Regions from separate parts of the Homo sapiens genome. Here region 1 is linked to region 2. A link is an interaction called in ENCODE POLR2A ChIA-PET data of the cell type or tissue named here. Cell type or tissue: endothelial cell of umbilical vein. All regions are shown on one strand. Links, peaks and the distances in the headings refer to the core of each region. The heading gives the core; the rest is flanking DNA. Region 1 overlaps ADIPOR1 (adiponectin receptor 1). Region 2 overlaps KLHL12 (kelch like family member 12).

Region 1 (5,384 bases), core at 143-5,142, 49 kb after region 2:
AGATTCAAGCGATTCTCCTGCCTCAGCCTCCCGAGTAGCTGGGATTACAGGCGACTGCCACCACACCCAGCTAATTTTTGTGTTTTTAGTAGAGAGGGGGCTTCACTATGTTGGCCAGGCTGGTCTCGAACTCCTGATCTCAGGTGATCCACCTGCCTCGGCCTCTCAAAGTGTTGGGATTACAGGTGTGAGCCACCGTGCCCGGCCCTGATAGTCCCTTTAAAAGGCAAAGAGTTGGCCGGGCACAGTGGCTCATACCTGTAATTCCAACACTTTGGGAGGCTGAGGCAGGAGGATCACTTGAGCCTAGGAGTTTAAGATCAGCCTAGGCAACATGGCGAGATCTTATCTCAATAAAAATAAAAGGGAAAGAGAGGGCCTTTCTTCTCGTTTCCCTTTCATGGGGGGTAGAATGTGGGTATGATGGGCACATATTAAGAGTGATGGGAGAGCAACACAGGTGCCTGACAGTGGTGGATCCTCCATATCAGCCCTGGATTGGTTACTTCTGAAATTCTTTTGCTTGAGAGACTTCTGTCCTGTCAAAACTGTAAGGATTTTTGTGTGTTATATGAAGTCAAACCTAATCCTAATTGACTGCTTCCTTCATTCATTCAGATATTTACTGATTATTTATTGGACTGCAGGCCTTGTGCTAAGCACTGGTGTTACAAAGATGAGTGCATTCCCAAAAGCTTACAATGGGGAAAGCAGACAACAAGATGTTTATAACAGTATCATAGGGACTTGGATAGAGACATTTCCAGGATGCAATGTTCCTCCTTTTGGACGGTGAGCTCTTAAAAAAGAGAAAATGACAGAGTTCTAAGGAGAGAAACTGAACAAGGGGATGACTCCTGGGAAGATGACTTACTTTGGGTGGGTTGGCGATTACCCGTTTGCCCTTCTCTTCTAGCAGGGGTCCCAGTTCAGCCAGTTCCACCGTGTCAGCTTCCCTGTTACTGGCAGGAGCCCCATTCCCCTGTGCCACCACAGATCCTTTGTGGGAAGACATCTGGCTGGTACCTCAATACCCTGCAGCTTCAGCTTGGGGAAAGGTTGGGGTCTCTCAGCCCCAGGGGGCAGAGATCTCCCTCTGATGGTAGACACTAAAAGAAAATACAAACATGAAGGATTGACAATTTATTCCTCTTACAGTTTCATTTCTATACTCTAATACTGAATAAGAAGCTAATCAACTCATATCCTGTCCCCAATTCTAAAGGCCAGTTAATTGCTTAAATGAAATCTATTCCTGTCCTCCCTCTTTAATGTCAACCTTTACCCAGAACCTCACTAATCTTATAGGTAAGGCTGAAAATGTAACACCTAGTTGCTTGCTTTCATATGATCTATGGTTACTGCACCAAACTGTCACCATAGAAAAACAGCTACCCACCCTCAACTCCCTCCCACAGGTATGGAACCATTTAGTGAGAAGAATCTCATCTATCACTCCCAAAGCTCACTCTGCCCAAGAAAGGCCTAGCTCTGAGACCGAGGAATAAAAATATAAAGCCAACATCTGGCTGCAATTACTACAAGATCATCCAGGCTTAGAAATGAATTAAATGCCAACTGAACTCAGTTAGACCTTATCTACAAATGCTCTGATAAATGTGTCATACATACAAAAGGAACTTGGTTGTGGGACAGATGCCTAGTGGTTAATTTCTCTGCGAAGTCTACTAATTCTATTACAGGATTATAGCCTGAGTTCAACCCTGGGATAACAAGCTTTCATCACAATCTGTCCTGCAAGCAAGCAAGAACTTACCTGGAAGCAGGAAGGTGAAGACAAGGAGGCAGCCCCAATTTACCCTTTGCCACACACATACCTAATAACCAGCTCCACAATAACTTGTTTCAACCACCACAACCCATAATCTAAGCCCTACTCAAATGAGTATTTCAGAAACTAGAGACAGGCACACACAAAATCAGAAAAACCCAGAATTCCATTTTCTAGGAAAAATCTCAGACACTTTAGGTTTTCCTGGGTTGGATTTTCACAGTAGTCTTTAAACAGGCCTCAGGGAAATGCAAATAAAAAAAGAGGGAAAGAGGGAGAAAGTTTCCAAAGATTTCCACTATGCTGTAAATTATTAGTTCTCTCCCCACCTCTACCCCCATACAAAGGACTTTATTAGTTATAGCAATAGCAGTAGCCAGAATATTAGCATTTTCTTGCATTGGTTACCCAAGCCCCACCCAAACCCAAATAACCACATTGCAATGCAGGGAGGGCCAGGTAACAACTGCACATGGAGTGGGTTGCATTCCGGGAGAGGAAACTTAAGCTTAGGGAGCCCCAATCTTTTATATTGGGCAGTAAACATAACTTTGCTCCTGAGGGAGACACTATATCATCCATGGCTATTCACTATATACAAATATCTTTGATATCTTGTGTCAGTTCTTTTTTATCTAAGAGTAATCACAATTCCTTCTCAGGGATTATAAATCTCTTTCTCTGACTCCCTAACTCTCTCTGTCTCTCCCCCTCCTTCCCTCCTGGAGCTGGGACACCCTTCTTTTCCTGCCCTTGGACATCAGAAACTCCAGGTTCTCCTGCCTTGGGATTCCGGGACGTGCACCAATAGCCCCTTGGGTTCTCAGGCCTTCAGCCTTAAACTGAACCAGTTATGGACTTTCCTCATTGTCTAGCTTGAGATGGCATAGTGTGGGACTTAGCCTCCATAATCTCATGAGCCAATTCCCCGAATAAATCCCATCTCTATCCATATGTATGTATCCTATTGGTGCTTTCTGGAGAACACTTACTAACACATCAGGTAAGGGCAATCCTCAAGCTTCTAAACAGTCATGAGTCATGCTATGCTCAACCCACAAGCACAGTTGAAAGCAACCGGCAATCTAGTCCAAGAGAGACAAAAACAATAACTTGCTATACAGCAGACCTTTATATGGTGTCAACACATAGACAGTTCCTCTTCCTTTAAATGTGCAAGACTCTGACGAGATGCCAGCACACAGTCATAGTGAACAATTGAGCTAAGGAGAACAGGAAGCTGGAAGCCTATGAAAACCTCGAGGATGGGCAACCCGTGTGAGAGGGACACAAGGAAATCTTTCTCAATAGGCTGACCTCAAAACATATTTCCTCAAAGTGAAGTACTACTGAATCAGCAGCTTTACTAAAAAATACTTTATATCGCAAGCAAAAAAAAAAAAACCAAAAAACAACTTTATATCACAAGCAAAAAACATAAATATTTTTGGGCATCTTAGATAAATCTGAAAAGAGGGGCACACTTAGCTTGTTACTTACTAAGTTACTGTTGGAAGTAACTTAGATCAGGCTACCAGGGCAGAAACAAAACAAAACAAAACAAAATTCTGGTTCTGAGATGCAATACATGGATCATAAAATAATAAATATACTTTATTTTAGTTAGAACCCATTTCAAAATGAATGAATGAATGGGGCAGATTCCAGCTTGCCAGCATATGACTTAGCTTCTAGCCACTTAGATAAGGGCTTATGTGCATTTTCTTGTGCTTGTGGTGGCTTCTCTTATCCCTTTCCCCAGAGTAAGTCAACACATTCATTGAATATTTAGCAAGTGTATTTAGGACTAGCACCCTAAGGCATTCTAAGACACTGTGCAAAATACAAGACACTGTGCAAAATACAAGTTGAACAAGTTATAGTATTGTTTTCAAAGAGCCAGATAACATAGGTAGTTTGTGATATGCACAAAAATAAGTGATACAATTTGATTGCTCCAGGAGGGCAGTGGAGGGAGAGAACCCCTCAACTAGAATGGTCACACACTAAATTTAGTAACTTTGAGTGCTATGTAACTATTTTACTAGAGGCAATGAGAATAATATAGAGAAAATTTAAGTTGGGCAATTAGGGTCCAAAGATCATGTGCAGAATCCAGATTGGCATTCTTACTAATTTCATCATTTGATCTGAAAAGTTTTTATGCCCTCAAGTCTTCTGGCTATCATCAAAGTCTTTTCCTTTTTCAGTCCAAATCATTTACTATTAGTTCTTCCGATTCCCTCTAGCTCCTCTATCACTAGCTCCTATACCACCTCTCTACATCTTCTAGACCCAGAGTCACCAAAACCTGAGACCCCAGTTAACTCACAAACCAGCCATCAGCTACAACTCATCATACAAAATATATCATCATGCATTAAAGTACATACAATGGAGGTCAATGGAGATCATGTCATCATAGTGAGCAAAGTCCATTGTCCAGTTTGGTCTTCTAAACTGTAGTAACACAGAGACAGGAAAGGGAGAGATAGGGATCGGACGTCTGGCAAGAAAGAAGAGCAAATAATACTAGGATCTGAAAATACCACTTCTATGGGGTGGATCACTCACAAACAATGGAGAATTACAAGTGTGTTTTAGTCTATGGTGTAAAATCAGAACAAACCCCTAAGGTGTTAGAACGATCCTAGGTGAGCCAACCTTCTGCCAGCTTTCTATGTCCTTACGTATTTTAGAGGAAATGCCTTTCCCCTCAAGCTTGCCACACCCAATACTGCAAATTATATTTGAGCCAAACTCGACTGAGTGCATTTTTGATGAGATTTCTTCAACTCAAGCTAATAAACCTTTACCACTAAGCTTTCCAACTGGGTAAACCTAGGATATTAGAGAGTAAAGCTGTGGAGCAGGGAGGTTGTTTGTACTCCTATAAATAAGATAATCCTGTGCCAAACATGGGGAAAAGATTGATTTTTAATCACCAGCCAGTTAGCTGGAGAGTTATTTCACTTATAGTTTTTGGAGACATTTATATTGTGAACCAATTCCCAAGTTTTCCAGGCTACGGCACACCTTTCCTGGAGGCAAAGACACAAAGTTTCTAAGAGTTTAGTTCCTGGGCCTTTAGAGAGTCTATGGGTAGCCTCTATCCATACCTAGCTTGATTCTTGTCCTAAAGCAAGACCAGTCTAGCAGTATAGATAAAGAATACAGCCATTTTTCCCCTATCTACTGTCTCTTAGGCAGGATAATTTCACAGCTTTGTTGGAGAAATATGAATCAAAGCAAAGGCACATGTTTGAAATCACCGAACTACAGTATATAGGGCCTCAGCTCTCCTACTCGATGCCAAGCGTCCCAGACTCTGAAGTGGAAAAACAGTCTGACTTCCTTTGTAGCTCTTCCCCAACAGAAGTCTTTTTTTTTTTTTAAAAGGGTCTTGCTCTGTCATTCAGGCTGGAGTGCAGTGGTGTGATCTCAGCTCACTGTAGCCTCAATGTGCCAGACTCAAGCGATCCTCCCACCTTAGCTTCCCAAGTCTTAGTAACCGGGACTACAGGCATGTGCCACCATGCCCAGCTAATTTTATTTTTTTGTAGAGACAAGGTCTCACTATGTTGCCCAGCCT
Region 2 (5,384 bases), core at 213-5,212:
CAGCCTGGGGAACAGAGTGAGAACTTGTCTCAAAAAATAAAATAAAGTAACATAAAATAAAGAAGGCTGGGCGTGGTGGCTCACGCCTGTAATCACAGCACTTTGGGAGGCCGAGGCGGGTGGATCACTTGAGGTCAGGAGTTCAAGGCCAGCCTGGCCAACATGGTGAAACCCCATCTCTACTAATAATACAAAAATTAGCCAGGTGTGGTGGTACACACCTGTAGTCCCAGCTACTTGGGAGGGTGAGGCACGAGAATCGCTTGAACCTGGGAGATGCAGGTTGCAGTGAGCAGAGATCGCACCACTGCACTCCAGCCTAGGTGACAGAGCAAGACTCTGTCTCAAAAAAATTAAACACAAATACAAACACAAAAATTAGCCAGGTGTGGTGGTGTGCATTTTGTAGTCCCAGCTACTCCGGAGGCTGAGGCAGGAGAATCACTTGAACCTGGGAGGCGGAGGTTGCAGTGAGCCGAGATCATGCCGCTACACTCCAGCCTGGGTGACAAAGCAAGACTGTCTCAAAAATAAAATAAAGAAAAAACCCCTCTCTTTCTTGATATGATTTCATTCAGGCACCTTTTGAAGGGTGGGAGAAAAGAAGTAGAAAGGAAATAGATTATATTAAAAACACAGATAACTGACAGTACTTCCTGTTGGCTGAAATTTTCCCAATAAACACTCTGGTAACTATATGTCTACAGTGGAACTTCGTAAGAGGTGTTGGTGTGATGTATAAAGGAGTTTGTTTTGTTCTGTTTAAAAGACAAGGCCTTCCTCTGTCACCTAGGCTGGAGTGCAGTGGCACAATCTCAGCTCACCACAGCATCGACCTCCCAGGCTCAAGCAATCCTCCTACCTCCCAGGCTCAAGCAATCCTCCTACCTCAGCCTCCTGAGCAGCTGGGAGCACAGTGTGTGCCACCAAACCCAGCTACCTTTTTTTTTTTTTTTTAATTTTTTAAAGAGAGGAGGTCTCACTATGTTGCTCAGGCTGGTCTCTAACTCCTGAACTCAAGCGATGCTTCTGCTTCGGCCTCCCAAAGTGCTGGGATTACAGACATGAGCCACTGTACCAGCCACTCAGGGGTTTTATGGCTCTAAATGGCTGGGATCCTTCGATCACTGATTCCCAAACTTCTTTGCTGTGAAGGACTCTCTTCATTATTTTTCCCGACAGATCCTGTGTTTTGACAGACTGTCTACCAAAGTGAGTTTAAGTAATTAACTTCCCCGCAACTGCCAACAGAGCTTTTGATAACTATGAGAGCAACAGTGTTTCACACTGAATGGATATAATTTTAGTTAAATCTGAAGTCTTTATTTAGCCTGTTCAGCTTTTTCTAGCACAAAAATGATTTTCTTTTAGAAAATTTAAAAATAACTCAAGGACTAGTATAATCACCATCCCCACTCACGTATTACCCCTCCCTGTTGAAAAGAATTGAAAAGTATTTTCCTTGTGATTATAAAACATATAATATACATTTTTACTGCTAAAAAACTTGGAAAATACAGACAGGTATTATGAAAAAAAAATTACCCATAGTTCCACAATACAAAGACACACCAAAATGTAACATAATTTCCTTCCAGCCTTGTTTCTGCACATTTATAAAACACAAATGGGGGCCGGGCACAGTGGCTAGCGCCTGTAATCCCAGCACTTTGGGAGGCTGAGATGAGTGGATCACGAGGTCAGGAGTTCGAGACCAGCCTGGCCAACATGGTGAAACCCCATCTCTAGTGAAAATACAAAAATCAGCCAGACATGGTAGCACATGCCTGTAATCTCAGCTACTCGGGAGGCTGAGGCAGGAGAATCGCTTGAACTTGGGAAGTGGAGACTGCAGTGAGCCGAGATCACACCATTGCCCTCCAGCCTGGGTAACAGAGCGAGACTCCGTCCAAAAAAAAAAACACCAAAAACAAACAAACAAAAAAACCTACAAATGTGACCATATTATATTGTATCCTGATGTTTTTCATTTTCCAAATATATGAATAACTCTTTTAGTACATGGTTATAATATTCTTAGGCATTTCAGGGTTTATAATTTTGGGTTATAAACAATCACATAAATAACCCTGTGATAAATATCCTGAATATGAAACTTTTCCTGGTTGTTTTCTTAAAGAAATGGGAAGAATGCTGAGTAATGAACCTGAATTAGAAAAAAATTTTTTGAGCCAGGCATGGTGGCTCACACCTGTAACCCTAGCACTTTGGGAGGCCAAAGCAGGCAGATCACATGAACCCAGGAGATCAAGACCAGCCTGAGCAGCATGGCAAAACCCTGTCTCTACTAAAAATACAAAAAATTAGCCAGGTCTGGTGGTGCACACCTGTAGTCCCAAGTCCCAGCTACCTGGGAGGCTGAGGTGGGAGGATCACTTGAGTCCAGGAAGTGGACGCTGCAGTGAGCCAAAATCATGCCATTGCACTATAGTGACACAGTGAGACCTTGTATCAAAACAAACAAACAAATGAAATAGATCACCATGGTGGCATACGCCTGTAGTCCCAGCTACTGAGGAGGCTGAGGTGGGAGGATTGCTTGAGCCCAGAAAGTGAAGTTTCAGTGAACCAAGATCATGCCACTGCACTCTAGCCTAGGAGCCAGAGTGAGACCTTGTCTCAAAAAAAAAAAAAAAAAAAAAAAAAATTACTTTGAGACATAAGGTGACTTTTTGAAGCTGTTACCAATTACACTCCCACCAACACTATAAAGGTGCCAACTCATTCTACTTTCTGAGGCACTGGATAGTTTTTAAATCTCTGACACTCTGGTAGGCAAAAAATTATGTTTAATTCTTTATAACTAATAAGACCCTATTATTAATTAGGTTGAACTCCCTCCCTTGTATCTAGTAGCCAGCTTTACTTGCCCTTCTGCGAACTGTACACTCAAATCTTTATTGTTTCTCTCATGCATTCTTGTTTTTTTTTTCTTTTTTGAGACAAGGTCTTGCTCTGCTGCCCAGGCTAGAGTGCACTGGTGCAATTATGGTTCACTGCAGCCTCAGCCTCGACCTCCTGGGCTCAAGCATCCTCCTAGCCTCCCACTTCAGCTTCCCTAGTAGCTGGGACCACTAATTTTTTTCTTTTCTTTTTTTTTTTGAAACGGCGTCTTGCTCTGTGGCCCAGGCTGGAGTGCAGTGGTGTGATCTTGGCTCACTGCAACCTCTGCCTCCTGGGCTAAAATGATTCTCCTGCCTCAACCTCCCCAATAGCTGGGATTACAGGCATGCGTCACCATGCCTGGCTAATTTTTATACTTTTAGTAGAGACAGGGTTTCATCCTGTTGGCCAGGCTGGTCTCGAATTCCTGGGCTCCATCGCCTGCCTCAGCCTCTCAAAGTGCTGGGATTACAGGTGTGAGCCACTGCTCTTGGCCCTGTCTCATGCATTCTTATGAGCTCTTTACACACAAATGGTTTTAACCCTTTAACCCTTTATCTATCTATCTATGTATCTATCTATCTATCTATCTATTTATCTATCTATCTATCTATGAGATGGAGTTTTGCTCTTGTTGCCCAGGCTGGAGTGCAATGGCACGATCTTGGTTCACCACAATCTCCACCTCCCAGGTTCAAGCAATTTCCCGAGTAGCTGGGATTACAGGCATGTGCCACCAAGCCCGGCTAATTTTGTATTTTTAGTAGAGACAGGATTTCTCCATGTTGGTCAGGCTGGTCTCAAACTCCCGATCTCAGGTGATCCACCTGCCTCAGCCTCCCAAAGCGCTGGGATTACAGGCGTAAGGCACCCTGCCAGGCCAACCCTTTAACCCTTTAAAGGGTTGTTCCAAACCTATGTTCCTAATTTATCATAATTTTGTATATGATTTTTTTATTTATTCAAATATGTTTTTATTCTTTGTCATTTCTTCCACTATTTTGTGCCTAGAAAGTCCTTCTTCCCCAGAAGAACTCCTAAGGTTTTAATGTTTTAACCCTAAGTTGGAGACCAATACTCAAACAATCTGACTCGTGTAAAAAAAAGCTAGTGAAAGAGTCAACCTGAAAGAAGCCTGTTTGTTCTCTGCCAATGATGGAGTACTTGTTAAGTGAGATTTTTATCTTTTTAATGAGAAAAGCTTGTCTAGGACATCTTACAAGAACAGTGTGAAAAAGCACATTTCTAAAACTGAAGAACCTGGCAGTGGCATGGTCATTATTTTTAGAAAGAGGGGAAGGGGAGTGTGTGTGTGCTGTGACACGTTGTTAGAGAAATAAGGCAGATGCAGGACTGCTAAAATAACAGGGTTCAGAGACTCACATTTCCATTTGCACTGATCTTTAGTTCAAAAAAGGAGACAGCCACAAATTAGAAAAGTAATTTCCATTATATCTTCTTTGAGACAGTAATGGGTAAGGTTAATAACTAAAAATCCCTTATTTGGCAGGCTATTTTAACTTGGCTGTCAATTTAATTTCCTTCTGCTGTATGCAGAAGAGTCATTATCCTGGTAGCTGGTTTAGCAGCCAATATGCATAGAGATGGGTAGAGGACATGATGGTAAGAACAATCTACCTGCTAAGGCACTGACAAAGCGATACTAAGAATCTAATTGGAAACTGCTTCAGCATTTCCCTTCTAGAACTTCTGAAAAATAACCTCAAGACTATGAAGATATATAGATTTATAGTTTAATCCCTTAAGGTCAGGGCAATAAGCAAGTTCTCTAACCAAGCAGGAGCCCCTTCTGCTGCCTGTTCAGAGATATGCAAGAAATGTACCTCCAAAGAATCTTCTGGGTTTACTGATTCACAAAAATTTTCATTAGCTTTTAGTTCAATTTAATAAGCAAATAATGAGTGCTATCATGCAAAAAGGAAACATTTTTCTGTGTTGGAAAGTACCTTAGTGACTGAACATTAACTCTGTTGATATAAAGAACTGGTAACCCAGAGAAGTTAAAGGACTTGTCCAAACAGCAAGTTACTAGAGTGAGTGTCGGAAATTGGAGTAAAAATCAAAGTAAGCAAAATGTCTTATCTCCTAGTGCCAGGTTCTTTCCACTACATCACTGGCTTTCATGGTATAGGTTGAGTAACCCTTATCTGAAATGCTTACGACAAGAAGCGCTACAGATTTCAGACACTTTTGGATTTTTGTAATATCTGCATTATTTCTTTGCACAACTATTTGCGCATCCCTAATTCAGAAACCCCAAATCCAAAATGCTTCAATGAGCATTTCCTTTGAGCATTATGTTGGCACTCAAAGTTTTAGATCTTGGAGCATTTTGAATTTCAAGATTTTCAGATTAGGGATACCCAACCCGATTTTTTTTTAGACAGAGTCTCACTCTGTCGCCCAGGCTGGAGTGCAGTGGCGTGATCTCAGCTTACTGCAGGCTCCATCTCCTGGGT

Evidence for each region. Peaks named below come from ENCODE experiments on the same cell type or tissue, not always from the same donor. Only the 100,000 strongest peaks of a DNase experiment are listed, where the experiment ranks them.
Region 1: POLR2A ChIA-PET joins it to region 2 with 11 read pairs; 7 of 35 experiments call an interaction of 5 or more read pairs at or near these places.

Annotation. Positions count from the first base shown.
Region 1 is chr1:202,950,056-202,955,439 of GRCh38, forward strand. ADIPOR1 (adiponectin receptor 1) reads right to left here. Exons shown (of 8, transcript NM_015999.6): 2 at 875-1,109. The coding sequence starts at 1,015. Among named protein-coding and RNA genes, the nearest start is that of ADIPOR1, 5.6 kb to the right of the region's middle. In endothelial cell of umbilical vein, for the core only: no CTCF peak of the experiment used is centred there; a DNase peak (open chromatin) is centred at 2,866; H3K27ac peaks cover 766 bases.
Region 2 is chr1:202,900,518-202,905,901 of GRCh38, forward strand. All of the region lies in intron 6 of KLHL12 (kelch like family member 12), which reads right to left. Among named protein-coding and RNA genes, the nearest start is that of RABIF, 14 kb to the left of the region's middle. In endothelial cell of umbilical vein, for the core only: no CTCF peak of the experiment used is centred there; no DNase peak of the experiment used is centred there.